Linked DNA regions of Mus musculus: region 2 is linked to region 1. Evidence: chromatin loops called from intact Hi-C (ENCODE). Cell type or tissue: left cerebral cortex. All regions are shown on one strand.

Region 1 (2,500 bases):
TGCAGCATCTCCCAGGATCTTCCCTAGTCTTCAAGAACAGAAAATTGTAAGACATTCTGATGCAGGGTGGCAACATCTTAAGTAACCACTTTCCCTCTCTGTGTGGAAGTCTCAGCTTTCACTGCATCTAGAAAATGAAGAAAGGCATAAAACCAGCCAGAAGGAGGAGGGAAGCAGTGTGGAGTTATGAAGGGCAAGCCATTGCTACAACTAGAGGTCCGAGAAAGGAAAATAGCGGTGAGATGTATGGCCAAAGGCACTTAGAGAAAGGATTTGTGATTTTACCAAAGACCTCATGCTGCAGTGCTGATTCTCGCCTAAAAAACTGGAGGGAGATGGGCGCAGAATGAAGAGCTGTAGAAAGGGTTATAGTCTGTCAGATTTCTAAATTAAGACCGATTCTAAAGGCTACACAAGTAGTTTCCGCATCAGCCAAAACTATGCTTGCCTGCCTCTTCCAGTGGAACAGATCAAAGGCTGGATGCTGTTTGCGTATGCAAATCACCAGAGAAGCCTGGAAAGAGCTGGCGACACAGCCTTCCTGCAGCAAGAGACTTTTGCTTAATTGGTAAGGAGAGGTGTGGATATCTGCTAAGTCTTCTCCATCTGAAATGAGGCTCCCGGCATTGAAAGTGAGGAAGAGCACAGGCAACTGCTTCCTTAGTTTGGTTTTTTTTTTAAACTAAAATCTGAGTCAACGTTGGAAAATTGCCCCCAAATTGTCCGTAGCTCTTTTTCCTTTACTAGATTTTATTGAGCACATACAGCACAGACTTATTTCAGACCAGTATTTAGAGTTTCACACCATCTAGATATAGAAACTTCCTAACAGCTTGAAAATAAAGGAGAAACCGGTGTACAATAAGCCAAACCAACTCACTGAGCCCACTAAATGCTGTAACAAGGGCAAAGAGGGAGATAAATACCCTCGTGGGGAAAGCCTTAAATTTGCTGTCGGTAGGGCGCCCTCTGCTGTTTAAGAAAATATAGACACGGTGAAGAGGAGGCCTTGAAGACTCATTTCCAACAGTGACAAAAATCTAATCTTGAGATGAATTGGTCCCTCGTAAAACAACAGCTGGGCCTAACAGTCATAGAACAAAACAAAACAAAAAAGTACTCCTGCTCCATGGGCTTCATTCCAAAACAATCCCGAGATATGATTACGTACAATTGAAGCCACAGGATCATTACAGTGGCCCTGAAAGTAGTCTCCACCCCCTCCGCTTAGGTGTTATGCGCTCCTGTTTACTCTGGTCACGTGATCTGACGCTTTCGCCTTTGTCTTCTTTCAAAAGTGAGAGAAAGGAAGTCCTCTTACCTCAGACATAATAAAGATTTTGAGCTTGCTGCTGAACATAACAGCTCTGAATGCTTGCTTGCTTTCCTCGGAAATCATAAAACATTTAGGGACTCCTGGGGCAAGCTCATCATAAAATATTCAGCAGCATCTGTGTCATATTATTTACTGACAGAGTAGACCCAGAAAATATGTGCCTGAATTGCAGGCTGCCCTGCATCACGTGGACCATTAGGCTGTGCTGTGACTGGAAGGAACTAGTTTATGGTCCTTGGACTGTCTCTCTCCCTCTCTCCCTCTCTCCCTCTCTCCCTCTCTCCCTCTCTCCCTTTCTCCCTCTCTCCCTCCTCTCTCTCCCTCTCTCTCCTCCCTCCCCCCCTCTCTCTCCTCTCCCCCTCGTGTGTGCACACAGAAACACAGAAGTGTAATACCTAAGCAGAGAGGGTGGAGACTAATTTCAGAGCCACTGTGGCTTGAATTGGATGTAATCAATCCTGAAAACTGCGATTGATGTCTCTGGATTGTTTTGGAATGAAGCCCTTTCCAGATTGATCTATGAAGCGGGAGTACTTTTTTTATGACTGTTAAACCCAGCTGTTGGCTTATGAGGGACCAATTCATCTCAAGATTAGATTCTGTCAGTAAGAAGAGTGAATCTTTCTGCTCCCTGTCTATTCCTAACTGCATCTGTGCCCTGTTCCCCCTCCCTGTATGTGTGTGTGTGTGTGTGTGTGTGTGTGTGTGTGTGTGTGTATGTCTGTCTGCATGTCTGTCTGTCTGTCTTTGAGTATGTGTCTGTCTGTCTTAGAGTGTGTGTGTGTGTGTGTGTGTGTGTGTGTAAGTGTATGCATACACAAGTGTAAACACAGAAACAACATTTAAGCAAAGGGAGTGGGAGACTAATTTCAAACTCTATGTGTGTATATGTGTGTATTGATATGTATGTGCAATACACACACACTCAGGTGTCAACTGCTTTGTCCCCAAAACTGACAGAATGTCATAGAAAGATTTTTCAGGCAGTCCTTTAGAAAGTGCCTAGCCATCACCTTCTGTGTCAGGTCCTGGCTGGCCTCTGCCACAAGATAATACTAGTTCTGCAGCAGAGATTTTATATGAGATGGGCTGGGGATGGGGGGAGACTAGGTGGTCACTTGGCAATAAGTAGAGTCAGACACTAAAGTCCTGTCTAATCTAGTT
Region 2 (2,500 bases), 860 kb before region 1:
TAGAGAGAGCCATTTCATTATGAAAATATAGAGCCAGTTCCATAGCTATTAGACAGAAAGGGTTAATGTCTGCACGATGGTTTCAGTTCCTACCTTTGGGTAGAGCCTCCATGCGTGGTGCTCATTTAGGAGGAGATTTTAAAACCCTCAAGCTCCCTTCTGGCATTCCTGGCCAGAGGATCAAAGGGTTTCTGCTTTCAAGTCCTTGTTCTGAGCTACCTACCTGTCTTGTCTCTGTCTCTTCCTTTCATCTGCTTTCTTCCACGAATCTTGTGTGAGGACCCAAACTAGCCTCTGTGTTTCTTAAGAATAAAGCCAGCAAAATGGGGTTAGAATCTGTAAGGGAGTCTCAGGAAGATGGAAAGAGATCAAAGCCACCTCCAACCTTAACTTCTGAGTGCCGGGAGGAAATACTGAGAGGAGAACAAGCCTTTCCTGAAAGTTTACGTTCTCACCCTGTGAGTGCCCTCCCCCCACATCCAGCTACGGAGGAAGTTATCCTTCTCAGAAGTCCTAGTAAGTCATCTGTCATCTTCACACATGGCAAGGCTTTCTACAGAAACACACACACACTCTCTCTCTCTCTCTCTCTCTCTCACACACACACACACACACCCCAAACACACACACACTCACACACAGGAAGATGGATGAGAAAAGAACAGCTTGGCTCATGAAGTCATGGGGCTTGGTTAGTTCAGATTTTGCAAACCAGGGAAATGGCTGCAGTTGGACTCCACTGGCAGAATCCTTGCCCACTAGACGGGAAAAGGTATCCACCGTTCTTCTTCCTTAACATTAAGGACTTCATCTGATTGGATGGTGCCTAGCAACTTTAATGATAATCTTTAAACCACCACTTTAAATGGTAACTTCATATGACTCCACTTATAAATGTCTCATCATTTTCATTAATGTTATAATTTAATAAATACCAATGTTTTCACTTATTGGGATTTTTAAAAATTGATTTTGATGCACGGCCTCACACTGTGCCCTGGAATGGACTGGAATTCACTATGTAACCTCAAACACCATGAGGATTACTTCAGACTTGTGTGTTAATCTCCTGAATGTTGAGATCATAGACATGAGTGACCATGCCTAGCTGTCTGTCTATGCGTTGAGCGTTTCATCATGTGCTTCAGGCTGACTACATAGCCTAGGTTGGTCTTGAATTTATGGCCCATTTACCTCAGCCTACAAAGTTCTGGTATTGCAAACATGTGCCACAATTCCTAGCTTGATTATATTTTTAAGGGAGAAGTCGGCTGAATTTCAAATAGTTTTTCCAAGTTAGTATTTGTTGAAAAAGAGCCCTATGTAACTTTGAATGTGTCTTTATTAATGGCACAATTCCGCCACAAGGTGGCAGCAGAACACGCTAGTCCCTATTTTACAGCTTGGGTGGCAACAAGGAACTGCTTCAGTCATCTCAGACACTGAGAAACCTGGACAGCTACTTAAGGTGCCTCAATGCTCTCAAGGAAAAAAAAAAAAACCTGAAACTTTGTATGGACTTTTGCTTGATTTTTTTCCCTAGTCTCTGCAAATGTTTTTTCCTGAACCACTGTTATTCTGTCTCCTCCATTACAGTCTTCCACAGAGTCTGCATTGAGTTTGATTGTGACCTCCATATCATTCTGAAAATTGCTTATTATTTTTTAGAAAAATTGTATAGTACCTAAAATGGCATCACCTACTATATAGAAATCCACCAGATCCGCCTTAGACTCAGAATGGTCAGGAGAAAGCTCTTAGGAAGTGGGAGTTGTGACTTTTGTGTTATGCTTCCTGTCGGGGCATATTTAAAAGGAACTGCTGAGCTGAGAACCCCTGTGTTGCCTAAAACAACAGAGAGAGGGGGAGGGGAGGAGCAGGGGGAGCAGCAGGAGGAAGAGGAGGAGGAGGAGGAGGAGGAGGAGGAGGAGGAGAGGAGGGAAAGAAGGAGCTGCGGAGCACAGTGGTATCCAGCCCCACTTGAGAGTACTCTGTAGAAGTCCAACCCCTCTTTCCTTAGCTTTCCCTAACTTACAGCCATTCAGCACACTCTTCTGTCTCCACACTGTCACTTCCCCCTCCCCAGATCACCAGGTCAACCATGCCTATGTTCAATGCTCACTGTGTGCTTATAGACAACTGTGTCTGCTAGAGCCAGGCCTCCTCTTCTTCCAGGAGAGAGAAGATAAGGAGTTTTTTGTTTTTTTTCCTCATTCACTTAAATCCCACACATGCCCACCTCCCGATCACTCCATCCCACAATCTTCCCCCACCATCCCACTTCCATTTCCCTCTGAGCAGGTGAGGGCTCTCCTGGATATCCCCACACCCTGGCACATCCTATCTATGAGGCTGGGCACATCCTCTCCTACTGAGGCCAGACAAGGCAGCCCAGCTAGAAGAACATATCCCACGTACAGGCAACAGGTTTTGGGAAGAGGCCCTGATCCAGTTGTTTGGGACCCACATGAAGGCCAAGCAACATACATACATAGCCTGT

What was found. Peaks named below come from ENCODE experiments on the same cell type or tissue, not always from the same donor. Only the 100,000 strongest peaks of a DNase experiment are listed, where the experiment ranks them.
Region 2: a loop joins it to region 1, with 6 times the contacts of the local background. A loop is called at or near these places in 8 of 42 quality-filtered maps.

The regions. Positions count from the first base shown.
Region 1 is chr4:48,770,047-48,772,546 of GRCm38, reverse strand. No RefSeq gene overlaps it. Among named protein-coding and RNA genes, the nearest start is that of Gm52718, 3.9 kb to the left of the region's middle. In left cerebral cortex, a CTCF peak has its summit at 960 (motif pointing left); DNase peaks (open chromatin) are centred at 476 and 971; H3K4me3 peaks cover 462 bases; H3K27ac peaks cover 325 bases.
Region 2 is chr4:49,626,087-49,628,586 of GRCm38, reverse strand. No RefSeq gene overlaps it. Among named protein-coding and RNA genes, the nearest start is that of Gm45952, 4.6 kb to the left of the region's middle. In left cerebral cortex, a CTCF peak has its summit at 1,354 (motif pointing right); a DNase peak (open chromatin) is centred at 1,371.